5 separate regions of the Homo sapiens genome follow, and regions 2, 3, 4 and 5 are each linked to region 1. A link is a contact called in ENCODE Hi-C or POLR2A ChIA-PET data. All regions are on one chromosome and are shown on one strand. The core of a region is the stretch at or near the end of the contact, and the rest is flanking DNA. Distances in the headings are between cores, read along the strand shown.

What was found. A loop is a pair of places that touch in the nucleus more often than their neighbours do. ChIA-PET counts read pairs that join two places held with the same protein, here RNA polymerase II (POLR2A). Pooled maps may share reads with other maps.
Region 2: a loop to region 1 is called in a map of CD8-positive, alpha-beta T cell, with 2.3 times the contacts of the local background. The contact joins the enhancer-like site here to the promoter of MIR181A1HG in region 1. A Hi-C loop is called at or near these places in 1 of 168 maps with a recorded cell type or tissue (CD8-positive, alpha-beta T cell), 3 of 37 single-sample maps with no recorded cell type and 4 of 50 pooled maps.
Region 3: a pooled map shows a loop between it and region 1 (2.8-fold over the local background). The contact joins the enhancer-like site here to the promoter of MIR181A1HG in region 1. A Hi-C loop is called at or near these places in 2 of 168 maps with a recorded cell type or tissue (OCI-LY7 and naive thymus-derived CD4-positive, alpha-beta T cell), 9 of 37 single-sample maps with no recorded cell type and 12 of 50 pooled maps. POLR2A ChIA-PET finds 5 or more read pairs at or near these places in 2 of 52 experiments (OCI-LY7 and activated naive CD4-positive, alpha-beta T cell).
Region 4: a map of naive thymus-derived CD4-positive, alpha-beta T cell shows a loop between it and region 1 (3-fold over the local background). The contact joins the enhancer-like site here to the promoter of MIR181A1HG in region 1. A Hi-C loop is called at or near these places in 1 of 168 maps with a recorded cell type or tissue (naive thymus-derived CD4-positive, alpha-beta T cell), 6 of 37 single-sample maps with no recorded cell type and 12 of 50 pooled maps. POLR2A ChIA-PET finds 5 or more read pairs at or near these places in 1 of 52 experiments (activated naive CD4-positive, alpha-beta T cell).
Region 5: a map of natural killer cell shows a loop between it and region 1 (2.7-fold over the local background). The contact joins the promoter of PTPRC-AS1 here to the promoter of MIR181A1HG in region 1. A Hi-C loop is called at or near these places in 1 of 168 maps with a recorded cell type or tissue (natural killer cell), 5 of 37 single-sample maps with no recorded cell type and 6 of 50 pooled maps. POLR2A ChIA-PET finds 5 or more read pairs at or near these places in 6 of 52 experiments (OCI-LY7, PC-9, activated CD4-positive, alpha-beta T cell and 2 more).

Annotation. Positions count from the first base shown.
Region 1 is chr1:198,936,130-198,938,705 of GRCh38, forward strand. MIR181A1HG (MIR181A1 host gene) reads right to left here and starts at 1,300. Exons shown (of 3, transcript NR_040073.1): 1 at 1,097-1,300. RefSeq lists enhancers at 1,091-1,150, 1,551-1,600.
Region 2 is chr1:198,563,644-198,566,219 of GRCh38, forward strand. No RefSeq gene overlaps it. Among named protein-coding and RNA genes, the nearest start is that of ATP6V1G3, 24 kb to the left of the region's middle. Within about 2 kb of position 1,273, at least 2 of the 41 ENCODE cell types and tissues checked have a DNase peak (open chromatin) inside an H3K27ac peak, as active enhancers do; they include CD8-positive, alpha-beta T cell, where a contact is called at or near this core.
Region 3 is chr1:198,601,309-198,603,884 of GRCh38, forward strand. No RefSeq gene overlaps it. Among named protein-coding and RNA genes, the nearest start is that of PTPRC, 36 kb to the right of the region's middle. Within about 2 kb of position 1,288, at least 2 of the 41 ENCODE cell types and tissues checked have a DNase peak (open chromatin) inside an H3K27ac peak, as active enhancers do.
Region 4 is chr1:199,225,060-199,227,635 of GRCh38, forward strand. All of the region lies in intron 3 of LINC02789 (long intergenic non-protein coding RNA 2789), which reads left to right. Among named protein-coding and RNA genes, the nearest start is that of LINC02789, 78 kb to the left of the region's middle. Within about 2 kb of position 1,277, at least 4 of the 41 ENCODE cell types and tissues checked have a DNase peak (open chromatin) inside an H3K27ac peak, as active enhancers do.
Region 5 is chr1:198,665,867-198,668,442 of GRCh38, forward strand. PTPRC-AS1 (PTPRC antisense RNA 1) reads right to left here and starts at 1,276. Exons shown (of 3, transcript NR_199042.1): 1 at 1,133-1,276. All of the region lies in intron 2 of PTPRC (protein tyrosine phosphatase receptor type C), which reads left to right.

The sequences.
Region 1 (2,576 bases), core at 50-2,549:
AGTCATAATCACACTGGTGTGATTTGCCTTTTAATTTCTTATAAGACTTAGCTTATAACTTTTTAAGGATGTGGATAATTCTAAAAGTAAAGGCATAATGTATTGCTAGATTACTGTAGCTGAATATAAAAAGAAAGCAGTAATGCAGGAACATTCTATCCATTTGTTTCCAATTATTTTATAAATTTAAAAACTGCATTGTATGTTGCTTCTGTTTGAACTCCATCAAAAAACCTCACTATGAATGTAAGGAACTTAGATGCTAATCATATCTTTTGCTTGCTAGAAAGAAGAAATGCCAAATTATTTTATTCTTCAAGCATTCTTCTATAAAGAAGCTTCCGCATGCTTCCTCCCCACCCCCACATCCTCACTCCACCCTATTAGGAATTTCAAAAAAAAAAAAAATCTTTATACATGGAAGGCTAGATCCTAAGACAGAAAGCTGTCTTTTCCTTCTGTCTTTACACTGGCCACTTTCAGTCGCCTTCACTTCTGCTGGGACTTTATTTCACATTGTGTGGACTACAACACCGAAACCAGTTCAGTCTCTATCCTTATTATAAAATTAAAAGTGGTGGTTAAAAAAACATATAAAGCCCTGGCTTGAAGCCATTGTTCAGAATTTAAGAGCTATTTGCCCCCAAGTGTCTTTGCAGTCTTTCATAGCTAATTATAATAACTGTCAGATGTCTGGAAAGTCTATGGTGCCCTTGTCAGTGGAGTCAGCAAAGTTTGTCTTTTATTTTTCTTGGGGACAGAGCAAATCTGATTAGACATAAAGAGCAAAAAGAAGTGAACTAAGTACATATGCGTGTGCCTTCATTTTTTCTTATGAACAAAGCAGCACACTAGAGCGATGTTCCAGCGCACAGCCTCCTACAGCTACTCTTTGGAATGCCTGACTTTTATTTTTAATTCTTTATCCTCAACAGAATAAAGTATGCAACAATTGTCCCTGGAATATTTTCCTGCCAGCTGAATAACCTTCAATATACACATGAAAGAGTACCCTTAAGAAATCTTCAAATATTGGATGTTTATGACATAAAACTATTTTAATCAGTACACTTGACGGAAAGAAAGGTATACTTACAATTTCAAAACGGTTATTTGCTCTAGTTTCTTGTCCCCGGAGGCAGAGCAGAGGCTTTTGCCAGACTGTCCATGATGCAGGTGCAGAATCCCTGTTTTCATGCCGGAGAGGAAGGTAGAAAGTGCTTCATAAAGTCACTCGGAACTCAGCCACTTGTGCTCAGACATCCCTTGCTCCTGTGGAAGCTGTACTATCTGCAGTTCTGAATTGAACTAAATTACAGCCCATGTGAAAGACAGGGGCAGTGAGTCATGTGAGAGATACAGAGCTATCCTATTGGCCACAAAGACATAGCTTAGGCATTCTGCCTTTTCCACCATTGGTGAATAGTTAAAACTGAAAGCATCTAGATCCTCCTCTTGAGCTTATTTGTCCTCTATGTGTGGAAGAATGACTGTAGGATTTTACAGTGACAGAATTAGTTAAGAAAGGGACTGAAGTCATCCTTCACAGAGACTGGTGGGAGGTGATTGGAAGCTCAGCTTTTTTAAGATTTCTTTTTTCTTTTTATCCCCCTGCCCTGCAGTTTTGTCTATAATTTGCCTGTTTGCCTGTCAGAAAAAATGTTTTTTGTATTTTTTTCTCCCTTCAGTTAACCTTGGAAGTGACAGAAAGTAAATTATCATCATATTCCTTTGCAGAACTGTCATGTTTTGAAGCACAAAATCAATTATTTTCAATGACGCATTTTCAAATTTTATTTTTACATTTACAGAGACTTTATTGTAGTTCTAAACTAATAAACTAAATTGTCCATTAGTGACACCAACAACAGAATTAACTTTTGAGTAATTATTACATTTTGGAGAAAGGAGGGCTAGAAATAACTCTGGGAAATAATAAAAGGCAACAATATCAAAACAAATCAAATAAGGGGCTTTAACTAAGAAGGGATAAAGAAGAAATATATTTCTCCATCAAAGTCACTCTTTAATTTACCACTTTATGTAAGGCAGAATGTCCAGAAACTGCCAGTCAGAAGGTATTTTTAGTTTTGCTAGGATTCTTTAATTCACCCAATTCCTTAAAAATACTTAAATGTGTTTGTAAAGATTTAGAGGCTGTAAACTACCTTAGAAGTCATCAAGTCTCACATTCCCTATGTTAAAGGTGAGGAATGTAGCCTCTGACAGTAGTGACTCTCTTCATAACACTGATCCACCGTGTTATGCAAAATAAATGAAGGAAACATTGAAATAAATACTAGTTTGCTCTGTCTTACGTACCTACTAAGAGCCAGTTACCTTCTCATTTAATTCAATAATTGTACAACCCATAGAATAAGTTTGACTACTTTCATTTCTCCTCGGCAAAAACAGACTCAAATGTTTTACTACCATGGTAGTGCCTGGATTTGAACCCAAGTGGCTGATTCCATACCTACTTTTTCCAACTAGGTATGTGTCCTTCCAAATAATGATGGTTGTCACTTATAGGTTCCTTCCTACTGTATGGCAAGTAATGTGCAAAACCCTTTAGA
Region 2 (2,576 bases), core at 23-2,522, 370 kb before region 1:
CCTATGAGGTAGGTATTATCATCCTTGGTTTAAATGAGGAAAGTGTCATGTAAAGGTAAGGAATCTGTAAGCAATAGAACCAGTATTAGAATTCAGGCAACCTTGTTCCAGGATGTAAGTCTTAGTCACTATGGAATGCTAAGGTCATTAGCAGCACACGAATAACTGTAGTAATTACTCCCTTTGCCTTAGGGATTTCTCTTGGTTCTGCTCCTCTTCCTTTTCTTTCATCTAGTTTTTCTTGTTTCCATTTCTCTGTTTTTTACTTAGATTCTGACTTTTTGCTTAGGTCCTCTGGATTGACAGTTCTATTTTAATGATCTGCTTAGCTTTGATTTAGTACTAACTTTTTATTGCTGCCTACTAAATTCGGCTCCAATACATGGCCATTCCTTGAGCTTTCACTCCATACAAGGCTAAGGCTGAGTCTACTGCTTGCTTAACGTGGATTACTAAATGAGAACTATGCTATACTCTTCTCAGAACTTTAATAACAACTAGCAACACATCCAGTGCCTTCTCTAAACATAACTTGTTCATTCATTTATCCATTCATTTAATCTTTCCCTCTTTCCTTCTTCTTTCTTTCCCTTTTTTCCTTTCTTTCTCCTCCTTCCTTCTTTCTTTTCCTTCTTTCCCACTTCCATTCCTTTCCCTTCCCTTCCCTTCCTTTTCCCTTCCCTCCCCTCCCCTCTCCTCCCTTCCCTTCCCCTCCCCTTCCTTTTTCTATTTGTCAGGCATTTATCAATGTTGAACTGATCTGTTATAAGCATTGGACATATGGAGAGGAATAAAGTATGTGCCTTGCCTTGTAGGCCTCATACTCCAACTGAGAAGATAGGTTTTAAACATAAGATAATCAGTGTGCTAACATTACATAAAGTATTCTATATTCCTTATGGATGTTGTCACAGAAGAGGTAAGATATGAGCTGGATCTTCAAGGATAAGTTTTTCAGATAGATAGGAATGAAGTGCTAGGAGCTAAGACTTAATTTAGAATGCAAGATCTCCATATATTCCTTTAAATAGAATAAAATTAGCTTGAGGAAAAGTGCTTTGATGATGCTGGAAGAGGTGCTTATGGTCCCCAAAAAAGGACAGAAAACAGTAAATTTATGACATTAAAATACTTCATTTGGGCCTCTACTTTTGTGCTCTCTCCCTCCTTTACTTCTTCATATTTCTCAAGGTGGTTTAGGTAACCACAATACTTGCGACAATTTATCAGTACCTCATATAGCAAGTGCAAAATACAATAGAGGTCCATATTCAAGTCTGAAACCCTAAGAAGCCACAACATCCCCTGCAAGATCTGAGAGCATTCAGGCCCAGGGCTCATTTATCCTGCACAATCTGCTGTCACTGTAGAGTAATTCAGTGAGCCATTTGAAAGCTTTTCCCTTTCTTCACTTTATAGAGAGTTTTCTTGATAAGCATTAATAAAGGTAGTTATTTTAGAAAGTGCAATTACTTTAGGCAGGTTAAAAACAGCCCAATATATATGTTGTTTTTCTGTCTATACATCATTTATATTGTGTCTCTCTTTCTTAGAAAAATGACGTCCAACAATTTCGATTCCTAAAACATTTTTGTTTATTATAATTTGCCTATAAAATATGGCCTAGTCATGATATTGAGAATCATTTTCATTTGTTACAAAGTTATAACAAATAATAATCTATGTCTTTCCTAAGTTAAAGAAGACTTTTATCTTTTTATTATTGGGATGGATTGCTACTGCTCAAATGATCACATTTATGCATATTACTAACCTCTAAATTCATGTGATTTCTAGTCCAATTTATTTCTTTTCAGGTCTTCAAGAATTCACAGCACTTTTTTTAAATTTTAGTTTACGTTCAGGGATACACATACAGATTACTTCATCACCCAAGTATTAAGCCTAGTGCCCATTAGTTATTTTTCCCGATCCTCTCCCTCCTCCCACCCTCTATGGTCTAGTAGGCCTCAGTGTCTGTTGTTTCCCTCTGTGTCCACATGTTTTCATCATTTAGCTCACTTATAAGTGAGAACATACAGTATTTGGTTTTCTGTTACTGCATTAGTTTGCTAAGGATAATGAACTCCATCTCCATCCATGTTCCTGCGTAGGACATGATTTCATTCTTTTTTTATGGTTGCATAGTATTCCATGGTGTATATGTACCACATTTTCTTTATCAAATCTACCACTGATAGACATTTAGGTTGATTCCATGTCTTTGCTATTGTGAATAGTGCTGCAATGAACATACACATACATGTGTCTTTATAATAGAATGATTTATATTTTTAGGTATATACCCAGTAATGGCATTGCTAGATCAAATGGTAGTTCTGTTTTTAGATCTTTGATAAATCGCCACACTGCTTTTCACAGTGGGTGAACTAATTTACACTGCCACCAAAAGTGTATAAGCATTCCTTTTTCTCTTTTATTTTTTGACTTTTTAATAATAGTCATTCTGACTGGTATGAGATGGTATCTCATTGTGGCTTTGATTTACATTTCTCTAATGATTGATGATGTTGAGCTTTTTTTCTTACACTTTTTGGCTGCATGTATGTCTTTTT
Region 3 (2,576 bases), core at 38-2,537, 330 kb before region 1:
CTGCTTCTCTTTTAAATATAAGTTCAAGATTCAGATAATCTATGTTCATGCATATGAGCATATATTTTAGAAACAGCCAGGTCACATCTTGAATGCTTTGCTGCTTAGAAATTTCTCCCGCCAGATACCCTAAATCATCTCTCTCAGGTTCAAAGTTCCACAGATCTCTAGTGCAGAGGCAAATGACACCAGTCTGTTTGCTTAAAGGATAGCAAGAGTGACCTTTACTCCAGTTCCCAGTATGTTCTTCATCTCCATTTGAGAACACCTCAGCTTGGACTTCATTGTCCATATCACTATTGGCATTTTGGTCAAAACCATTCAACAAGTCTCTAGGAAGTTCTAAACTTTCCCACATATTCCTATCTTCTGAGCTTTCAAAACTTTTCTAACTTCTGCCTATTACCCAGTTCCAAAGTCAGTTGCACATTTTCAGGTATCTTTATAGCAATACCCCACCCTTCTGTTACCAATTTTCTGTATTAGTGTGTCCTCACACTGCTATAAAGAACTACCTGAGACTGGGTAATTTATGAAGAAAAAAGGTTTAATTGACTCATAGTTCTTCAGGCTTAACAAGAAGCATGAATGGGAAGCCTCAGGAAACTTACAATCATGGCAGAAGGTGAAGGGGAAGCAAACACTTTATTCACATGGTGGCAGGAGAGAGAGAGTGAGCAAAAGTGGAAGTCCCACACACTTTTAAACCATCAGATCTTGTGAGAATTCACTTGCTATCATGAGAACAGCATGGGGGAAATCCAGCCCCTGTGAGTCAATCATCTCCCAAGAGGTTCTTCCCCCAACTTTGGGAATTACAATTCAACATGAGATTTGGGTGGGGGCAGAGCCAAACCACATCAATATTTATTGCCTTCTTAACAAGATGTCTGGAGTAGGATATTTCAGTTTTGATTTATCAGAATTCTGGGTGAATATTTAGTGATTTATAGGACTTCTTAACACTGCTACCCAGAAATGACACCTCACTTGCATTCCCATTTTATTGGTCCAAGCAACTATGATGACAAGACTATTCAGGCATGAGGAGAGACAGCCAAATCACATTATTAAACCAAGTTGTGGCTCATGGCTCACATGTCAGAGAACACAAGGAGAAAGTGAAGCGACATCTACAGTAGAGCAAGGGAAAGACTAGGGAGAACAGGATAAGGGAGAGAGTGAGGAAAGAGCGAGACAAGAGGTGGTATATCTGACTCTCTTCTTTTATCAGATAAGAAACATCTTTCTAGGAACACATGCAGCAGAAGCATGCTTTCACTCACTTCTTGTTGGCAATAACAAGTCTACCTGGCACTCCCTAGCTATAAGGGAAGTTGAAAAAGGAAGTATCTGACTTTTTAAAAATTTGTTGTGAAAAGAGAGAGGAGTTAGGGAACCCCCATTAGATAATTTAGTCAACTATGACTTCCATATTCCTCCCACTCAATGGTAAATGATTAAAAAGTAGTTTAGTAGGTCAGCCCCAGAATTCACTTCATTACCCAGCTTCATCATCAAAACTATACTTTAATTCAAAATTCAAAATATTATGTCATCCAGTTTATCAAGAAGCCCATATAGTTTTGATATTTTCTTTTGATTTCTGTATGAATTTGTCATGAAACTTTTAATTTCTTTACAAACAGGTTTCTGATTTTGAACCTTTCCACCTTCAAATTTCACCCTCACCCTCATCACCCTCTTCAAATTCAAAGCCTCAAGTCTTGTCAATCTTACCTCAAAACTATATCTGGATCCTGTTGATTTTTCTCCATCTCTTTCTTTCCATTCTTTTTTCCAAGCATCAAGCATCATTAATTTTCATTTTGACCAATGCGCTAGCTCCCTGGCTGATATCCTTACATCAGTTCTTGGATCTCCATAGTACATGCATCATATTATGCAAAGTTTTTAAAGGAGAGCTTTTAAAAATGTAAGTCAGATTAATTTTTTTTTGAAAAATAGCAAAAAAAAAGGAATAAAAATGTAAGTTAGATTTTGTAACTCCTTGCTTAAAACTTTTGATAATCTTCCCATTGTGCAACTCCTAAACTCCTTAGGGTGGACCACACCCCACTGAGAATTACTTGAGTAAAGGGACTGTAACTGTTTTGCTAACATCATACATATAGCAAAAGGAAAATAGGACAGTGCCTGTTATTTATATGTATGCGTGTGTGTAAGTGTGTGCATGCATAGGTGTGCAGGTGTGTGTGTTACATGAAAAAATAAATGATAGAATTGTAATTATTATTATAGTTTCTATAAGATTTATAGTAGAAACTCTTTAAACAAGCTCCTCACTTTTACCAAAGGCCGCTTTCATATACAATTGGATAATGTGATCATCTAGCCAAGGAGGTAAAATAATATTGATTAAAGCCATGTAAATACTGAGATAATGTATATAAATATGTAAATACCTAACAGACTATTATCAATTCTGTAATTTTATAGGACCCTCCTACATTAAGCATTGAAATTTTGTCTAAAAATATTAGTTGGATCCACCATTTCACCAATTTGAAACGATACTTGAAGGCTATTCTTTTAACATTTGACTACATAAAGCT
Region 4 (2,576 bases), core at 27-2,526, 290 kb after region 1:
AAACAGATCAAAAAGACATCAACATGGTCAAATGTGGGCCATTCAAGGGACAGTAAGTCAATTAGACTGCCTGAGTATAGTTCACAAATAGCACAGTGTGAAATTAACATAAGGGAGGCCTTGACAAAAAGTTTAATTGAATTCTCTCCTTTAATAATGTCTTTGCCATATTTCAAGTCATCTTTCCTAAAATATTGTAAAATATTTTTGAAAATGTTTGAATTCCTGAGCCATTAGCCTTTTTTCTCTTGGTGAAGATTTAGTTTCATCTTTCCCTCTACTTGTTGAATGTGGCAGTTCTAACCATTAGAACATGTGCTGAGTGATTTGGGCGGCTCTTCGAATCACTTACAAATTGAAGCACTCAAACAAGTTTACATCAGTTTATTCTTCAGTGTCTGCACATGCCCAGATGTCTGAACACAAGAGAAGAACTCTTTAAAAAAAAAAAAAAGAGTATTTTCAGCAGCCTCAAATTTCTATGCATTATACATTCCTGGAACCCTGATAACGTCCAAATTGAAGCACTCTGGGAAGTTTAGAGAGCTTGTATAATTTTAAATTGTCCTATACATGGCTCAGACCTCATGTACTTCACAAATTGAAGAACCTTTCAATTTTGAACATTTCAATAATTTTAAATCAAGGCATGCGCATCTAGATTTAATTTTTACTTGCATTTTAACTTACGTCACATAGACCAACTGAAAAATAAATCATTATTCTGATATATTTCTAGAAACTCACTTCCATTTTCAAAGAGATTTTTAGTGTGTTTCTCTTTGCTGTTTGTGATTAAATCAACATAGCAAAAGCATCACAGGCTGAAGAGGTATGTTTACTACACTTGACTATGTTTGCTGCACTTGAATTTGAAAATGCCAATACAACAATGTGCCTTACTCTAAAAAATTAAAGCCGTGTTACCATTAAGGCTGACATTTGGCTACTACACTGAGTATCACAACTAGTAAGATTTGACTACAAAAGAAAACTTAGCTCTTTTCTTAAAATAAGCTAGCTATGATAACGAGAGCTAGACAGTGGGAAAATTTGAGCTTGTGAGGCCCTAAAGAGTTTTTATTTTCAAAGGTACAAATTATTGAATTTAGAATAAGAAGGAACCTCTGTGGCTACTCAAGTCTGCAGAGTTATATTACATGACTGAATGAATGAATAAAAGCTCTGTACATTATAATTTGGAATGCACTGAATTAGCAAACCTCCCACACCCCCAACCCCCCAAAAAGTAAAGATGTTTAAAGTAAAAGCAAAAGAGTCTGCCATCAGATCTCACAGAATAACTCCGTGGGAATTCCCCACATGAAAGATTACAGGATATGACCTAAGGATATATCACCCTACACAGTCATAAATTAAATTTACTGTAAGAACCACACAAACAGAGAAAAAAAGAATCACAGAGCCGTACAATAAAAGCCAGCCTAAAATTAAGGGTATTGATCATTTGCCTAAGAAGTGAGAGCACAAAACCATAGAGTGATTAATGGTATTATTATTAGAGGAGCTCACCCAACCTCCTATGTTCCCAACAGAAAATTGATACTGTTTTAAATGTTTTGCCACTGTAATTTTTTAATATGTCAGCCAAATGTTTTATCTAATTGCTAAAACACAATCAGGAATAATTTTTAATTCAGTGTTAAGTATTCATTTGAAATAAATGATTGCTTATGTTTCATGTGCAGTGGAAGGAAAACCCACAATTCATCTAATTCTGAATTTTTCTGGTTGCTTTTCTCTTACATAAAATTTCTAGACAATATAGTCGCATTTTCCCTAAGTAAACATGAGTAAATCAAGCCCAGAGCCCATTCTCCAAACTGAGAAGATTGGAAAATGTAATTTCCCACCCTGAGCTCTCAGATGAATAGCCACGAGTACTTCTTAGCAGCTGGGACAAGGAGAAAAAAAAGATACATGGAAAGTATACCTCTGTTTTTAAATAAAAGTAAAGACTTGATTTTAAGTAGAGGTTAGGGTCAGGCCAGGTCAGACATTTGATTCCCTGGGTCAGGCCTCTTCAGTCTGTGACCTACCAAGAGAGGCATCATGTTCTAACTCTTCTCTGACAAAAGCAGCAAAAACAAGGCATTTTAATACAATCTGGACTAATTAGGCTTCCAAGTTAGAATAAAAGAACATTTTTTTTAAAAAAGACATAGAGCCTTTCTTATTTTATGGCAACTAAAAAGAGTATTGTGATCAAATAATGGCATATGTGAAAAGTGGCAAGAGGCAAATTATCCTGTTTTCCAAATTTCAGGAAAATCATTTTTCCAAACTAATAGGATTACCCATCACAAAGAATGTTTGAAACTGCTATTTTATATGGCAACAAATCCAACCATAGAAAAAAGAAAACAGAATGAACAGCCTCAAGAAAGAAACATAATGGAAAAGGCTCATGGGGGCTTGTATTTGGCCTATTATTTACAAGCGAAAAATTCCTTTGTTAGCTGTGAACAGACTTTATGGCAAAACCCCATAGACCAGTCTCAGACCAAGCAAAATCCCTTATAATTGCCAAAATTTGATTTATGTAAACTTAGGAG
Region 5 (2,576 bases), core at 26-2,525, 270 kb before region 1:
TTCCAGCCCTGGAAAGACATCCCAAGTGTACGTATTGTTTATATTATGTTATTAGTATATCTTTACCAGCAAAGGGCAGGTCATCATCATTCAATATGCTCAAATACTCACATTTAAAGACATAGGCACTTTGAGAGGCCAAGGGGGGAGAATCACTTGAGCCTAAGAGTTCAAGACCGGCCTGGGCAACATGGCAAATCCCATCTCTACAAAAAATACAAAAATTAGCTGGGTATAGTGCCTGTGGTCCCAGCTACTTGAGAGGCTGAGGTGAAAAGATTGTTTGAGTCGAGGAAATGGATGCTGCAGTGAGCCATGGTCACACCACTGCACTCCAGCATTCTAGCCTGGGCAACAGAGCAAGACCCTGTCTCAAAAAAAAAAAAAAAAAAAAGAGAGATGTAGGGAGCATTGTGGACATCTATTCATGGAGGGTTAAACAATAGAATTAGACAACCATGTGTATGTGTGGAATCATGTGTTTTTTCCACACATGTAGGAAGGAGAAGGTAGGAACAATGAAAAGATTCTTTTAGTGATCATAGTGGCTCCAAAACAGATGCTTTGGTATATGTAATACCCATTTATCTTATAAAGAAAATAAAGAAATAATAAAAGCATTTGCTAACCATGTTAGATGCTATAGTAAATGTAAAAATAAAGGGTCTGTTAATCTATTAACTGAGCTTAATATATGATGTGATATAACAGCAGCCTTCAAATATGCGGAGGGCTATAACAGAGATCATGATGAACAGACTTTTATTCTGGCTTAGAAAGACTAGACACAGAAATTAAAGGCATAAATTACTCTACAAGCAAAGCAATCTTAACATAACACTCCTTTCAAGGTAGACTATGAATATTTCCACCAATAATATATTTATTAAAATAGATTCCTTTTCATTTGTCTTTTTAAGTTAAACATAATCTTGCTTGAATGAGGATGAGTATAAGATACCTCAGTCATGACCTTGTAGATCACTGCATCAGCCAGCTTTGTATTCAGCTATCAAACAAAATAAAATGTGATCACTAGTGGTTCAAATACATTGGAGTTCTACAACTAAAGATCTAAAGGAATGAAATCCATGACTAGTACAAAGACATAATAATGCCCTAAGCAACTTACGATATTTTGATGTTTCTTTTCTGACACCCCATTCGATAGGCTTTTGTCTTCATGCTCAGCATCTCCTATCTCATTTGGGATGCTATGCGTCCACACCTTTCATCACATTCCAGCAAAAAGAAAGGGAAGGCAAAGTGGTAATATATTTTTCCTAGTGAGGTTTTGCCTCTTTATTCAGGGATGGAAACCTTCCCCAGAAGCTTTTGTCTACACTTATTGGCCAGAAATTTAACATATAACCATTCATTGCTGTCAGAGGTGGGAAGGAGTCCCTGAGAAAGAAATTATTCTTGTTTTCCAGCCTCTATTGTAGCATTTAACAAGGAAGAATGGGATTATGAATAGCTTTGGAATGTTTATCATGTCTTCTAGTTGCCATAGCTCATAGTCATTTTATATGATTGAATCTATATTAGGCCTTTTATCTGACAAGTTTCCCAATGTACAAAGACTGAAAAAAAATAATTTTCCTCAGATGGGAATAAAGAATGTCAACTGGTCTGGCCAAGTGAGTTTGGAAAGCTAAGATTTAGCCTTGGGTGCATTATTGATGGACAATAAAGGAGTAGGTGGCACTCATCCATTCATTCAGTTATTCTAGCTGTGCTATTGAATACTTGCTAACTGCAAAGCACAGAGCTAGATCCTAGTAAGAATATAGAAAAGAAAGTCACAGTCTCTGCCTTGAAAACATATTTATTTTATTTCTAGGACAAGACATCTACACATATACAAACTGTCAATTCATAACATGTCATGGAAACATAAAAGAAGGTATCAGTGAAAGTGGAGTGTTTAAGGAAATTTCCATGCAGTTGATAGAATTTTAATCCTATAATTTCAATAGGTAGTAGCTGTGTCTCAGGCATTCTAGGCAGTGCACAGCAAGAGAAAAGATTGAGATAAAGATAAAAACTGGAAAGAAGTAGGCAATCAGTCATATTTCTGCAAAGCAATGTTAGAAAATTGCATGTGTTAGCTTGTATACACAACTTAGCTTACAATGTTAGCTTGTAGCTAACTGAATACAGATGTGAGAGTTAAAATATACTCTCCTAACAGTAGAATAATGATTGTTAGAGTGGCAGGGATGATCTTATAGAAATAAACATTGGACAACCAGCAAAAACAGTGAAAGCCAGCCATATGGCTATCTGGAGGAAGAGCATTCCAGCTACTCAAATCCAAAGTGGTATCATGGTGTGATGTCTTTTTTTTTATTTTTGTTTTAGAGACAGGGTCTCACTATATTCCCCAGGCTGGTTTCAAACTCCTGAGCTCCTGTGATTCTCCTGCCTCAGCCTCCTGAGTATAGTCACATGCCACCATGCCCAGCTAAGTTATATATAAACATAAGCACAGAGTAACATGGTAGCAAAAAATAATGTCACCCAAATTAGGGTTTTGAAGACAATACAGGAGTTAGATAGATAAAGAAGAGAGG